2 separate regions of the Homo sapiens genome follow, and region 2 is linked to region 1. A link is a loop called in an ENCODE intact Hi-C map of the cell type or tissue named here. Cell type or tissue: Caco-2. All regions are shown on one strand. Each heading gives the region's core, and the rest is flanking DNA. Links, peaks and the distances in the headings are about the cores only. Region 1 overlaps IFNA16 (interferon alpha 16). Region 2 overlaps MIR31HG (MIR31 host gene).

The links. A loop is a pair of places that touch in the nucleus more often than their neighbours do. Peaks named below come from ENCODE experiments on the same cell type or tissue, not always from the same donor. Only the 100,000 strongest peaks of a DNase experiment are listed, where the experiment ranks them.
Region 2: a loop joins it to region 1, with 2.6 times the contacts of the local background. A loop is called at or near these places in 2 of 110 quality-filtered maps.

What each region holds. Positions count from the first base shown.
Region 1 is chr9:21,208,733-21,216,619 of GRCh38, reverse strand. It overlaps IFNA16 (interferon alpha 16), which reads left to right. Exons shown (of 1, transcript NM_002173.3): 1 at 1-247. It also overlaps the pseudogene IFNWP18. Among named protein-coding and RNA genes, the nearest start is that of IFNA16, 4.6 kb to the left of the region's middle. In Caco-2, for the core only: no CTCF peak of the experiment used is centred there; no DNase peak of the experiment used is centred there.
Region 2 is chr9:21,451,582-21,459,468 of GRCh38, reverse strand. MIR31HG (MIR31 host gene) reads left to right here. Exons shown (of 3, transcript NR_152879.1): 3 at 3,525-5,201. It also overlaps the pseudogene IFNWP19. Among named protein-coding and RNA genes, the nearest start is that of IFNA1, 15 kb to the right of the region's middle. In Caco-2, for the core only: a CTCF peak has its summit at 3,948 (motif pointing right); no DNase peak of the experiment used is centred there.

The DNA of each region.
Region 1 (7,887 bases), core at 23-4,022:
CAAATGTTTTCAGGAGTGTAAAGAAGCATCGTGTTTACCTGTGCAGGCACTAGTCCTTTACAGATGACCATGCTGATGTCTCTATTCATCTATTTATTTAAATATTTATTTATTTAACTATTTTTAAGGTTTAAATCATGTTTTATGTAATATCATGTGTACCTTTACATTTTGCTTAATGTAACAATATATGTTCTTCATATTTAGTTAATATATTAACTTCCTTTTCATTAAATTTTTACTATACAAAATTTCTTGTGTTTGTTTATTTTTTAAGATTAAATACCAAGCCTGACTGTATAACCTGACTTAAAAATAGATGATTTAAGTAAGTTACCTATCATAATTTTATTCAAGTTATAGAAAAATATATTTTTCTATACCACGTTATATGTTGCCTTCAGGATATAAACTTGAACATAAAAAATACAGTTCTTGTTGTCTTGTATCTTTGATTTTTGTCAGGAAATGTTTCTAAAAACAATAATAATGCTGAATTAATATCAGTTATACTAACTGCTGTAATGTGAGGAAGTAAAAAAAAACAATGAATTCCTCTTAGCAGAACATAGATTAAGAAATGTCTGCAAGTAAAAGTAGAGATACTCTCTATAAACTGACTTTCAACATGTAATTGAAAATGTACATTGCAAGTCAGATATATGAGTTTGCAGTTTCCAAGGAATACGATATCTGGAAGTTCATAACTGGCAATGGAAAGGCCTAAAATGAAGGCTGTCATGTGGGGAGCAAGCGGAGAGGGAAAAAAAGACTTAAACTGGATTCTGAGGAACTTCCACTATTAAAGTGGGGGAACAGAAGACACACAAAGAAAACAGAGGTGGAATACCTTATCATTAGAAGGACGAGAGGGAATGATGATAAAATGTATTTAGAAGGAATGATGATAAATGGTGCTGGAAAAACTGGATAGCCATAGGCAGAAAATTGAAACTGGACCACTTCCTTACACCTTATACAAAAATTAACTCAAGATGGATTAAAGACTTAAATGTAAAACCCAAAACCATAAAAACCCTAGAAAAAATGTAGGACACAGGATGGGCAAAGATTTTATGAAGAAATCGACAAAAGCAACTGCAACAAAAGCTAAAACTGACAAATGGCATCTAATTAGAGAACGTATGCACGCAAAAGAAACTATCCATCATCAGAGTGAACAGGCAACCCACAGAATGGGAGAAAATCTTTGCAGCCTACCCAACTGACACAGGTCTAATATCCAGAATGTACAAAAAAGAGCTTAAATTTACAAAAACAAAGAGCCCCATCAAAAAGTGGGTGAAGGATATGAACAGACTCTTCTTAAAAGTAGACATTTATGAGGCCAATAATCATTTAAAAACTCAACATCGCTGATCATTAGAGAAATGCGAATCAAAACCACAATGAAATACCATCTCATGCCACTCAGAATGGCAATTATTGAAGAGTCAAAATCAACAGATGCTGGTGAAGCTGTAGAAAAATAGGAAATCTTTTACACTGTTGGAGGGAATGTAAATTACTTCAACCATTGTGGAAGACAGTGTGGCGATTCATCAAGGATCTAGAACCAGAAATACCATTTGACCCAGCAATCCCATTACTGACTATATACCCAAAGGAATATAAATCGTTCTGTTATAAAATACATGAACGTGTATGTGTATTGCAGCACTGTTTATAATGGCAAAGACACGAAACCAACCCAAATGCCCATCAATAATACACTGGATTAAAACAAATTGTGATTAAAACCTAGGTGACGAGTTGATAGGTGAGGCAAACCACCATGGCACATGTATACCTATGTAACAAATCTGCACGTTCTGCACACCTATCCCGGAACTTACAGCAAAATTTAAAAAGAAAGTTGGTCAAAATCAGCTGAAAATACAACATGAACCAAGGAAATTCAGAGAGCAGGAGATGGTTGCGTATAAATGAGGAAAAAAGGAGATTAATAATTATTAAGGAAATCCTAACACAAAATTTACACATCCGGTAAAAATAATAACTTATTTTACATTGAAATTCCATTCTGCTTGTATATACTGTTTTTAGGCAGCCTAAAACAACAGAATTCTGTCATGAATTCTAGAGAGGCTGAAAAATTCTCACCTCATTTCAAAGTCCCATTTATATTCAGTCAGGAATGGTGGCTTGTATAAATACCTGTCAGAGGAGCAGCATCTAGAGTGAAGGGCAGAATACACGTGTCGATGGTTAACTGATTCTGGCACCTGGAACATTTGTTTCCTGGCTCTCAGAATCCCAGAGTACACTCCCATATGAAGTTACTCTCCTAAACTTAAGTAAAATATATATCTTTGCTGGTTCTGAGAGCTGACACACTTTCCCTTTTCCTCCCTGCTTTTCTGTGTCCCGTTTTTCACTCCCATATCACATTAGTTTCCTTCCTCTTCCTCTAGAAATGCGCACTGTGCTCTCTTCTTCACTCATCATTAGCCTGCACTGCCTCTTCATACAGCTGTTTTCAGTTCTCTTGTGGGTTTTACCCATCACTTTCCCCTTAAGAGCACAAAATCACAAATTAAAGCAGAAGTTCAGTGAAAGTTCTAGGTTTTTCAGAAGCTCTTTTATAAAATACTCTTTTTCCTTTCTTATGATGACTATTTCTGTAAAAGACAGAATGTCGCTGTTACAATGACATAACAGTAGCTTAGCAAAAAAGGAAATAAAAGGCAGGTTCCATTTTACTTTGAGACTCTTACAACATTTACAGGGAAAGAGAGCCCCCAAAGTGCACCAAGACAGCAGCCAAGTCTGTGGAGAGCAGGCTGTTAATGCAGAAGTAGGCCTCCTGGCAGGAGATTTAATTTCACAGCTAAAAAGAGGCTCTTCCCAAGAAAGAATGGACCCTGGTAGTGGAATTAGCCCATTTCCTCAACTTCTGTATCGTGGAGAGAGAAAATACTCCCAGCTTCAGGCATGACATGTCATCTTGGGGCAATGGACAGCTATGGGGAAAGACAAAGGGTCAGGATGTGTCCCTTTCCTCCAGCCTGCCCAGCCTCCCCGGGGCCTCCTAACTTATCCCTTCCTCTATGGATTGTGCTACACTAGGAATTAGAACAGCCTGCCAATCTGGGTGTAGAACTTCAAGGGAATTTGACTTTTGGTCTCTCTATCAAGGTTGTGGTAGTTTTCATAGATGATATCCTGAAATATATTTTCCAAGTTGTTTGCTTTCTCCCTGTCTTTTTAAAGGATGCAAGTGATTCTTAGATTTGGCCTCTTTATACAATCCCCTATTTCTTGGAGGTTTTGTTCATTGCTCTTCATTCTTTTTTCTTTATTTTTGTCTGGTTGTCTTATTTCAGAGAGCCAGTCTTCAAGTCCTGAGATTCTGTCCTCAGCTTGGTCTATTCTGCTGTTAATACTTGTGATTGCATTGTGAAATTCTTGTAGTGTGTACATCTACTAGGTCCGTTAGGTTCTTTTTCATACTGGCTATTTTGTCTGTCAACTCCGCTCTCATTTGATTGTGATTCTTAGTTTCCTTGGTTTAGGTTTTATCATTTTCCTGAATCTCAATGAAATTCCTTTCTATCCTATTCTGAATTATATTTCTGTCATTTTAGCTAACTCATTATGGTTAAGAACCCTTGTTGGAGAACTAGTGAGATTATTTGGAGGACATCAGATACTCGGTCCATTTGAGATACTGTAGTTCTTCCATTGGTTCTTTCTCATCTCTACATATGGGAGTGTAGCTTGAGTTCAATCAATAAATAGACTTCGGTTCTGGATGTGTTCACAGGGCTGCAGCTTTGTGCAGGGTCTTTATTTGAAGTTGACTTGTCTTTGGTTAATGAGGGTGTGTTAGTGAGATTTTTTAGTGTTGAAGGTTTGGGCATGACCTAGTAGGTGAGTCTTAGGTATAGTGGTCAGTTGTCAGGCTCTTGCTCAGTCATGTGGCTCCCCCGTATTTCCTCACGTTTGCAGCCGTGCTCCTCAATGCTATGAAAGTGTGGGCTCCTCTCCCACTGGAGTGCTGACTGTAGCTTGTATCTTGGCACTCCCAGGCTGTACATAACAGCTCTGAGGTGATCTCAGGGTTAATGTTTTCTCCCCGACTTGGAGGCATTAAAGGAAGAGAACTTAGTAGTACTTGTAACTGAGGGTCTTTTGCTTGTCTCCTGGGGGCTCCACCAAAGAGATGCAGGTGAGCAATCACTCAGTGCATTCAGCTTCGGATGGGGGTGTCTGTGCTGTGGGCCCAAGACAGGGGTTCCCTGCCTGGTGATGTGAGGGGTGGGTGGTTGACCAATGGGAGACAGACTGGCCTCCTCTCTTGGGTTGACAGCAGCTTGTTGGAGGTATGCATAAGGCACTTGGGGTCTTGCTCCTTCATTAGTTCCAAGGTAGCTGGGGTAGTACCACTGCAGAGGCAATGTTAAGACAGGCTTTCTGTTACCCCTGGGGTCTCCACCTCCAAGAAATGTGAAGCCATGTTAATGGGAGTGTTTAGCCAGAGGAGTGGGGTGGCTGCACTGCTGGTGTAAGTATGGGACTTCACTTCTTGGGAAACAGGAGGTGGAAATCTTACCAGCAGGAGACTGTTCTCCTCACCATGTGGTAACTGCAGTGTGCTGGAAGTTCAGGTGACTGTGGCATGATGTAAGCTTTTAAACAAAGAGCTTCGGACTCTTTGTCTCCTCCCCAGACCCAAGGCAGCAGGGATAAAACTGCTGCTGTGGCAGTGGCAGAGGTAGGCTGGCTCTGGGAGCCTCTCCCCAGGGAAACTCTAGTCAACTACCAGTGGATATGCTCAGCCATGGGTAGGGTGACTGTTTTGCAGTCATGCGCTGGGGGTCCTGACTCCTGAAGAATAGGGATGGGGATTCTCAGGGAAGAGGGGCTGGACTCCTCTTTGTATAGTGGCTATGATGTGCTGGAGGTGAGAGTGTAGTGAATAGGCCCTTTGTTCCTTCCCCAGCCGGAGGGATGCTGGGGCTGTCCCACTGCAACGGTCATGATGGATGGATTGTGGGCTGACTGTGGGATTTCTTTCTTGGAGAAATGCTGGACTGCCTGATTGAGGAGATGAGGCAGGGGAAGGGTGCCTATGCTGGAGTCTCTGGTCAGGTGGCTCTGCCCACAGAGGAGAGGTGACAACCAGGAACTGCGTGGAGAACAGTGTGGCCACTCTTCTGTGAGGCAGTTGCTCTGTTTTGGGGATCTGGAGCAGCCGCTATTCCTTACAGACTTCCCAGAGCCTGGAGACAGCAAGGGCAAGAGCTGTGAGAAAGCAAAGATGGCAACCCACCATTTTCACTGGGAGCTCTGTTCCAGGGAATTGCAGAGCTGCTGTTGGCTCAATAGCCCCAGGTGGTAGCTGCAGACCCAGGCCTGGCAGACCCTCCCAGTGAGGAGAGAGGGGATCAGGGACCCACATAACACACAGTCTGGCCACTTTTCCATAGGGCTGCTGCAATATGCTGGGGGTCCAATCCAGACCATAGTCACCTCACATTTTTCAGTACCTGAAGATATCAACAGTGAAGGCTATGAAACAGTGAAGATGGGGACCTGCCCCTCCCCCTGGGAGCTCTGTTCCAGAGAGGTACAACCTGTTGCCTCCTGCAACATACATGCAGGAGGTGGCTGGAGACCCCGGTGGCGATATCCCACCCACTGAGGAGAAGCAGCATCAGGGAATCAGGTGAAGAAACAGTCTGGCCACCTTTTGGTAGAGCAGCTGTGCTGTGCTGGGGGTCTGCTACCACCCCCAGCACAAAAGAGTGGCATTTGCAAGAATGGCTAAGGCTGCTAAACAGCAACAATGGCAACCCACCCTTCCCTTTGGAAGCGCCATCCCAGGGATATTCGAAACTGCTGTCTGCAGAAAACAGCGGTGGAGGTGACTGGAGACCCCAGTGGGGAGATTCCACCCAGTGAAAAGAAGCAGGATTTGGGATCGACATGAATAAGCAATCTGACTGCTTCTCCGTAGAGCTGCTGGGCTGGGCTGGGTGGCTGCTCCAGTCCCTAGCTGCCTTGAACTCACTAGAACCCAAAGGCTCCAATAGCTAAGACTGTGAAATAGCAAAGATGGCAGCCCACCCACTGCCGCTGGGAGCTCCATGTCAGGGAGGTATGAGGCTGCTACCAGTGTCTGGCTGGATTCCCAAGCCAGTGGGTCTTACCCTGAGACAGGCAATGGAAGGTGGGCCTGCCACTTGTCACTGCCCAGCGCCCTGGATGAAACCCCTTTCCTACGGGTATGTACAGGCGTGTAGCGTCCTGCTTGGTTGGAGTTATAGCTTCTTTTGTGGGGAGGCCTGGGTATCTAAGGCTCCAGGGTACCCATGCATGCGAGAGCGGCTGCTCTGCTGGAACCCTACGTAGCCCTGGATGTCAGACTAAACGCCCTGGTAGAGTGGGTTCACTAGGAGATCTCCTGACCTGAGGATTGCAAAGATCTGTGGGAGAAGCGTGGGTCCCCAGGGCTGCTCACTTACTCACCACTTCCCTGGGCAGGAGAGGCTCCCCTGGCTCTGTGTCACTCCTGGGGGGGCAGTTGTCCTGCCTTACTTTGCTCTATTCTCCATGGGTCAAGTTGTTTTCTTGAGTCTCAATGTGTGTACGTGGTTGTTTCAGTTGAAGGTGCTGTATTTACTTGCCCCTTCCATTTCTCTCCATGAGAGTGGCACACACTAGCAGGTTCCAGTCGGCCATCTTGGCCAATCCTGAAAACTATTTGTTTCCAGCTATAAGCCATGCATATAAAAAGAATGCCTTGAGAGAACCTGGAGTGCGGGGTTCATCCCGACCCCAGCTCAGCTAGGCCAGCAGCACCCTCGTTTCCCAATGGTCCTACTGCTTGTTCTACTGGTGGCCCTGCTGCTTTGCCACTGTGGCCCTGTTGGATCTCTGGGCTTTGACCTGCCTCAGAACCGTGGCCTACTTAGCAGGAACACCTTGGCACTTCTGGGCCAAATGTGCAGAATCTCCACTTTCTTGTGTCTCAAGGACAGAAGAGACTTCAGGTTCCCCCTGGAGATGTGGATGGCAGCCAGTTGCAGAAGGCCCAGGCCCTGTCTGTCCTCCATGAGATGCTTCAGCAGATCTTCAGCCTCTTCCCCACAGAGCGCTCCTCTGCTGCCTGGAACATGACCCTCCTGGACCAGCTCCACACTGGATTTCATCAGCAGCTCGAATGCCTGGAGTCTTGCTTAGGGCAGGCAACAGGAGAGGAAGAATCTGTGGGGGTGTTTGGGGCCCTACACTGGCCTTGAGGAGGTACTTCCAGGGAATCCATGGGAATCCAGAGAATCTACCTGAAAGAGAAGAAATACAGTGACTGTGCTTGGGAGGTTGTCAGAGTGGAATCATGAAATCCTTCTCTTCATCAACAGACTTGCAAGGACTGAGAAGTAAGGATGAAGACCTGGGGTCTGCTTTAGTCTTTCTTATTTTCTTCCTCTTCCTAGCTGTGTGTTTATTTCTTCTTTTCTAGTTCCTTAACTTGTAAAGTTAGTTCATTGGTTTGAGGTCTTTCTTCTTTTTTAATATAAGCTTTTACAGCTTTCAATTTCCCCTTTAGCTCTGTTTTCACTGCATCACATACGTCTTGGTATGTTGTGTTTTCATTTTCACCTCTCTCAAGATATTTTCTAAGTTCCCCTCTGGTCATCTTTTTTTTTTTTGTACTATACTTTAAGTTCCAGGTTAAATGTGCTCAACGTGCAAGTTTGTTACATAGGTATACATGTGCCATGTTGGTTTGCTGCACCCATTAACTTGTCATTTACATTAGGTATTTCTCCTCTTACATGTTTATCACATTTAGACATACATTTGTTTTCTTTTTGTTCCCATAAATTAAGATGAAAATCAGACCACTTTTACCTTCTA
Region 2 (7,887 bases), core at 2,141-6,140, 240 kb before region 1:
CCAGCTTCATCCATGTCGCTACAAAGGACATGAACTCATTGTTTTTTATGGCTGCATAGTATTCCGTGGTATATATGTGCCACATTTTCTTAATGCAGTCTATCATTGATGGACATTTGGGTTGATTCCAAGTCTTTGCTATTGTGAATAGTGCCGCAATAAACATACATGTGCATGTGTCTTTATAGGAGCATGATTTATAATCCTTTGGGTATATACCCAGTAATGGGATCACTGGGTCAAATGGTATTTCTAGTTCTAGATTCTTGAGGAATTGCCACACTGTCTTCCACAATGGTTGAACTAGTTTAAATTCCCACCAACAGTGTAAAAGCATTCCTATTTCTCCACATCCTCTCCAGCACCTGTTGTTTCCTGACTTTTTAATGATCGCCATTCTAACTGGTGTGAGATGGTATCTCATTGTGGTTTTGATTTGCATTTCTCTGATGGCCAGTGATGATGAGCATTTTTTCATGTGTCTGTTGGCTGCATAAATGTCTTCTTTTGAAAAGTGTCTGTTCATATCCTTTGCCCACTTTTTGATGGGTTTGTTTGATTTTTTCTTGCAAATTTGTTTAAGTTCTTCATAGATTCTGGATATTAGCCCTTTGTCAGATGGGTATATTGCAAAATTTTTCTCCCATTCTGTAGGTTGCCTGTTCACTCTGGTGGTAGTTTCTTTTGCTGTGCAGAAGCTCTTTAGTTTAATTAGATCCCATTTGTCTATTTTGGCTTTTGTTGCCATTGCTTTTGGTGTTTTAGTCATGAAGTCTTTGCCCATGCCTATGTCCTGAATGGTATTGCCTAGGTTTTCTTCTAGGGTTTTTATGGTTTTAGGTCTAACATTTAAGTCTTTAATCCGTCTTGAATTAATTTTTGTATAAGGTGTAAGGAAGGGATCCAGTTTCAGCTTTCTACATAGGGCTAGCCAGTTTTCCCAGAACCATTTATTAAATAAGGAATCCTTTCCCCATTTCTTGCTTTTGTCAGGTTTGTCAAAGATCAGATGGTTGTAGATGTGTGGTGTTATTTCTGAGGCCTCTGTTCTGTTCCATTGGTCTATATCTGTGTTTTGGTACCAGTACCGTGCTGTTTTGGTTACTGTATCTTTGTAGTATAGTTTGAAGTCAGGTAGCGTGATGACTCCAGCTTTGTTCTTTTGGCTTAGGAGTGTCTTGGCAATGCAGGCTCTTTTTTGGTTCCATATGAACTTTAAAGTAGTTTTTTCCAATTCTGTGAAGAAAGTCATTGGTAGCTTGATGGGGATGGCATTGAATCTATAAATTACCTTGGGCAGTATGGCCATTTTCACGATATTGATTCTTCCTACCCACAAGCATGGAATGTTCTTCTATTTGTTTGTGTCCTCTTTTATTTCATTGAACAGTGGTTTGTAGTTCTCCTTGAAGAGGTCCTTCACATCCCTTGTAAGTTGGATTCCTATGTATTTTACTCTCTTTGTAGCAACTGTGAATGGGAGTTCACTCATGATTTGGCTCTCTGTTTGTCTGTTATTGGTGTATAAGAATGCTTGTGATTTTTGCACATTGATTTTGTATCCTGAGACTTTGCTGAAGTTGCTTATCAGCTTAAGGAGATTTTGGGCTGAGACAATAGGGTTTTCTAAATATACAGTCATGTCATCTGCAAACAGGGACAATTCGACTTCCTCTTTTCCTTATTGAATACCCTTTATTTCTTTCTTTTGCCTGATTTCCCTGGCCAGAACTTCCAATACTGTGTTGATAGGAGTGGTGAGAGAGGGCATCCCTGTCTTGTGCCAGTTTTCACAGGGAATGCTTCCAGTTTTTGCCCATTCAGTAAGATATTGGCTGTGGGTTTGTCATAAATAGCTCTTATTATTTTGAGATACGTTCCATCAATAGCTAGTTTATTGAGAGTTTTTCACATGAAAGCCTGTTGAATTTTGTCGAAGGCCTTTTCTGCATTTATTGAGATAATCATGTGGTTTTGTCTTTGGTTCTGTTTATGTGATGGATTACGTTTATTGATTTGCATATGTTGAACCAGCCTTGCATCCCAGGGGTGAAGCCAACTTGATCTTGGTGGATAAGCTTTTTGATGTGCTGCTGGATTCAGTTTGCCAGTATTTTATTGAGGATTTTTGCATCGATGTTCATCAGGGATATTGGTCTAAAATTCTCTTCTTGTTGCGTCTCTGCCAGGCTTTAGTATCAGGATGATGCTGGCCTCATAAAATGAGTTAGGGGGGATTCCCTCTTTTTCTATTGATTGGAATAGTTTCAGAAGGAATGTTCCATTAATTCTGTTCCATTAATTCTACTAAACCATATATTCCATCATTGGTCAAGGTCACCAGTGACTTCTGTTTTCAGATTCACTAGGATAGTTTGGTCTTCCTTCCCTGAAAGTACCACCATCCTTTCCTGATTAGTCTTTCCCTGATTCTTCCCTATTTTGTCTTCTAACTGCACTGGCTATCAGCCTCAGGGCGTTTTGCAGACTCTACTCTTCAGCCCTTCCTTTAACTGCTGAGGGTCTGCAGGATAAAGTTTATGTCCTCATCACATTCTCCCCTCTATTTATGTGACTACATCCATTCCCGTACCCCGATAATCAGACATAAAATAAAGAACCCCAAATTAACACCTTCCCCCATGGCATTCTAGACACATAATTCCCACCTGCCAATAAGACGTGTACTTACATATCTCCCATGCACCTTAGGAAGGATATCTAATATTTTTTCCTTCCAAGCACCATTTATACCTAAAGCTTCTGATGTGAGAACATCACTTTTCTTTACTTCTCTTTGTAGCATTTAACATAATTGAAATAATATAAATATTTGTCCTGTTTTTACGTCTCTTTCCCTCTTAGACTGAGAGAAACTGTGTTTGCTTTATTCACCTGTATTTCTTTAAGAAAACCCCACAGTTTGCCATTTACTCAATTTATACATATAATAGGAATGAAATGAATGAGTTAATACATTTTACCATATTTTCAATTTGGTTTACAAAAAGAGAAAGTAGACATTGTTTTTAGAATAGAAACATTTACAGAGTTTTCTTTGATATGAATTTAATAAAACAAAATGCAAACTTAATATGAAAAAGTGAATGTTTTATAAATTTTAATACGATGTGAAGATGAAAATATAAAATATATAAATATCATAAATACAAGGCATGAAAAAAAAGAAGGAAGATAAATAAACAGCATCAGGGCAGTTATCTCTGAGTTACGGATGCCCCAGGAGCTGAATGTTTTTGACATAAACTTGCTTTATGCTATTAATAAAGTATTTGCTAAAACTAATTCAATAATTTCTGATGAAACAGAAATGAGCTTTTTGAATATCCAAAGTCACATGTACAAGTGTGATATGGCAGATTAGTCAATGAGAATCATTTCATGATGAGCCCAGGTCTTCATCCTTACTTCTCAATCTTTCTTGCAAACTTGTGGATGAAAAGGATCTCATGATTTCCACTCTGACAACTTCCCAGGCACAATCTTTATTTCTTCTCTTTCAGGTAGAGATGGATTCCTGGAAATACCTCCTCAAGGCCAGTGTAGAGCCCTCAATCACCCACTGCCCCCAGCTTCTCCTTCTCCCATCTCCTGCACCAAGCAGGTCTCCAGGTGTTCCAGCTGCTGATGACGTAAAGTGTGGAGTTGGTCCAGGAAGGTCATGTTCCATGCAGCAGAGGAGCGCTTTGTGTGAGAAGTTGAAGACCTGCTGTAACACATCATAGAGGAAAGACATAGCCTGGGCCTTCTGCAACTGGCTGACTTCCACCTTCTCCTGGGGGAATCTGAAGTCACTTCTGTCCTTTAGACACAAGAAGGGAGAGATTCTCCTCATTTGGCCCAAAAGCACCAAGGTGTTCCTGCCTAGCAGGCCATGGTTCTGAGGCAGGTTATATCCTAGAGATCCAGAAGAGCCACAGCTGCACACCTCTAGGGCTGCCAGTAGAGGGAAGAGGAGGGCCATTGAGAAATCAGGATGCTTTTGGCCTGGTTGAGCTGAGGTCTTCATAGAACCTTGGATCCTAGGTTCTATGAAGACATTCTATCTATGCATGGCTTTAATGGAGCACAAATAGTTTTCATTTTTCTGAGCATTTCTCTAAATTTTTAATTCCATTTATTGTTTTCATTTACATGTCTTCTATATCAGCATCCACAACCTTTTGGCCACCAGTTTGGTGGAAGATAATTTTTCCACGAAAAATGGGGTCAGGGAGGGAATGCTTTCAGAGGCATTAGATTCTCATTAGGAGACCACAACCTAGATCCTTCGCATCTGCACTTCACAATAGGGTTCCTGCTCTTTTGAGAATCCAATGCCACTGCTGATCTGACAGGAGGCAGAGCTCAGGCGTTAATGCTTGTTGGTTGGCCTGCTTGCCTCCTGCTGTGCGGCCCTGTTCCTACCAGGCCAGGACCAGTACCCCGGTCCATGGATGGGGGTTGAAAAACCTTGTTCTATATGACCTAAAAGGAGGTCATCACTCTACACTCTTGATTTTTGCAATGGATGTTCAATATTCCCAGTAAACTTAAGATATATCAATCCAAATGAATATTGATCAATCAGATGAGAAACATCTTTGTGCTACTGTTAGAAGTATATACTTTTAGCCCAGATCCTAGCCTCCAGTTTTACCCTCCATTTTGCATAGGAAATCAGGATCCCTGGGCCCTATGGGTTTCTGTATTCAGTTAGGAAATTACCTATCTCTGGAAATTAAACTTTTTAGGACTATCTTTGTTTGATATTTGATTCACAGAAGACGTTGATGGTTATTAGTGAAAGAACTTCTCTGGTGCTTCCCTCCTTCTAGAATATATTCATTCAGGTTCATGTGGTTATGCTTCCCTGGGGGCTCAAGCTTAGATCAATGAACATTGCCTTTTTTGCATTATTTTCTTACTGGAGAAATATAGCACTCCTCAGGCTGCGCCAATACCCCTAAAAGAAATTCTGTTGGTTTGTTTTTTTTTCTTTTTTAAGATGCATATGGGTGTGGAAATTTTAATCTTAAAATAATGTTATTTCCTCAGCAGTGATGATTCACAAGGTATTTATCACATCAAGTCACTCCCTAAATGCAGGCTCACCACATCCTGATGACTTTAGAACTCCTTTTCCAGGGAGGTTCTTGCTTCTTTGTTGCCAAAACAATAAATCCTTTGTGACCTTTGTCCTTGCTCCTAGAATATTTGGGTGAAGGAGTATATGCTGTCAGTGGTGACCTCCTCTTCTTCTGACCCATGCCCTAGGTATCAAAGTCTCAACAGCCCTAGAACGCTGATAACAAAGGTTTGTTTTGTCTAAGTAGGTAAAGGAATTATCCAATTGTAATCATTTTATCTTCAGTAGTTAAATAATTTTTATTTCACCAAGTACAGCTTTTATTCTTTCTTTAACTCTTTTGCTATCTTTAATTCTTTTAAACTATTAACAGTTTTTATGCTTAAAATTTATGAGCTATGCACAGGAGAGTCAAAGATGCTGCTGCCTCTCTTTAGAGGCTCATATTACAGAAACTGGCGACCCTCAGTTGTTCACTAGTTCAGTGTGATCTGTTGAAGTTTCTTACATCTCTGTCTACATGAAACTTTGACGGTGCAGGGCAGTGAGCCCCATGCTATCACATTAAATAGTCATAGCCATCTTTCCTTTACTGATTTGTGATTCTTCATTTTAAATTTAAAGCTCAACAACAAATGAATTTTTAGAACACCTTTTTAACATAGTGGTTTACTGGGCAGTTTGTCTTGCTGCTACCACATTATATTCTAATTCATGATGAAGTAACACAAACAAAGGAAAGTAAAAGAAAGGCAAAAGAGCTACACTGCTTTTCTCTATAATTTCCAAAATTCGTGTTTTTCTTGTTTCTCATTTAAACTTTTGTAGAAAGTACTACTTGACAGTTGTTTGTAGGGAGAAAGAAAACAGAAGCAATTCTGATTGTCATGAAATTGAAATAAGGGGAGTGACTTTCCCCTTACTAACTGCAAAGTGTAAGTTAGCAAACTTCAATGCAGCAAAAATTGGGGACTAGAGAGTTTTCGAAGATCAGCTACTTGACTTTCTTTCACTTAATCCACATGTGATCAGCTCTGGAGAGAAGGCAGAAGTCACACCAACCAACTCCCAAAAGATTGACAACCAGGCTGCAGTTGCTAGAACACCAACAATGCTCTCTGGCAGGGTGTTAGACATTAAGCTTGTCTGAAGACTCTACCTAGTTAATAAATCCACCCAGGCAATGATAAGATAGGCTTGAGGAACCTGGAATTAATAGAAATAGAATTGGATGATCCCAAAAGTTTCTATTTTAATCTGGATGATGATAATAATAATACTAATATTAAAAATGATAACACCAACATTTATTGCATGCCTAATAGGAACCATCCACTGTTTTAAGATTTTCTTTTTTGAGACAGGGTCTTACTGTGTCACCTAGGCTGCAGTACAGTGGTGCGATCACGGTTCACTGCAATCTGACCTTCTGGGCTCAAGCAGTCCTTTTACCTCAGTCTCTTGAGTAACTGGGACCACAAGCATGCACGACCATGCTTGGCTAATTTTTCAAATTTTTTGTAGAGACAGGGTTTCAACATGTGCCCAGCCTGGTCTGGTGCTCCTGGGCTCAAGCGATCATCCTGCCTCAGTGTTCCAAAGTGCTGGGATTACAGGCATCAGCCACCATGCCAGGCTGTTTTAAGATATTTTTAAAATACTAACTCTGTCTTCTCAGTAACACTATTTGGATTACACCCTTTTATACAACTGTTTGGAGAGAAATATAAATCTGGAGGGATGAACTATTCTGACCACACCAATTGTGCAAGGTGAAAACTTTAGGGAGAATCAATATAATGGCTTTTCTGGAAGGGTCCTTTAAAGGAAGTGGGGGATAGATATGAACATAGAAAGTAAAGAAGAGGACATCAAATCAATGGAGCAGGGAGAGTGAGATGACTAGGATTCTGAGATGCATTTTGAATGTCAAATGGTTGCTGTCTATTGCTTTACAGAGCAACAGGGGGTGTAGTGTAAATGAATTGAACTGACTGCCTTAAGTTCAGTGGAAAAGTAGATGAAATACATTCCTTTTTTTTTTTTTTTTTTTTTTTTTTGAGAGAGAGTCTTGCTTTGTCACCCAAACTGGAGTGCAGTGGCGCAATTTCAGCTAACTGCAACCTCCACCTCCTGGGTTCAAGTGATTCTCGTGCCTTAGCCTCTGGAGTAGCTGGGACTATCAGTGCACACCACTATGCCCGGCTAACTTTTGTATTTCTAGTAAAGACAGGGCTTCACCATGTTGGCCAGGCTGGTCTTGAACCCCTGGCCCTAAATGATCCGCCTGCCTCAGCCTCCCAAAGTGCCAGGATTACAGGTGTGAGCCTCTGCACCCAGCCAATGAAATATCTTTTAAGTAGTAAAATGAAGTAGATTTGTCTGCCAATTAAAAAAATAAATCATAACATTTAATTAGTGATTTCTTCAAAAATATACTAAAACAACTCTATTAACCTATCAACTGCAAACTCCTAGAAGCCAATTTATTTTTTACTCTTGAGTTTTCTTGTGTATTTAAGAATAAAGAGAAAACAACTAATAATTTCTGGGACAGCCCAGCCATATGGACTCTGACTTTCTCCTCCTTCAGGACTCACAGGTCAGCCTGCTGCTCTTATTGCCAAGGAGAAGGATATTTCTATCCCCAGCCCATTCAGGACTTAATCTTGTGTACTGATTGTGTCCAGTGAAGAATCTCTTCCCCTCTTTCTCTTTCGGTCCATTGGTTGAGTTGTGAGTGCTGAAAAGATCATTCATATGACCAAGATTGTGATGCTTAGATGTTTATCCCCAGC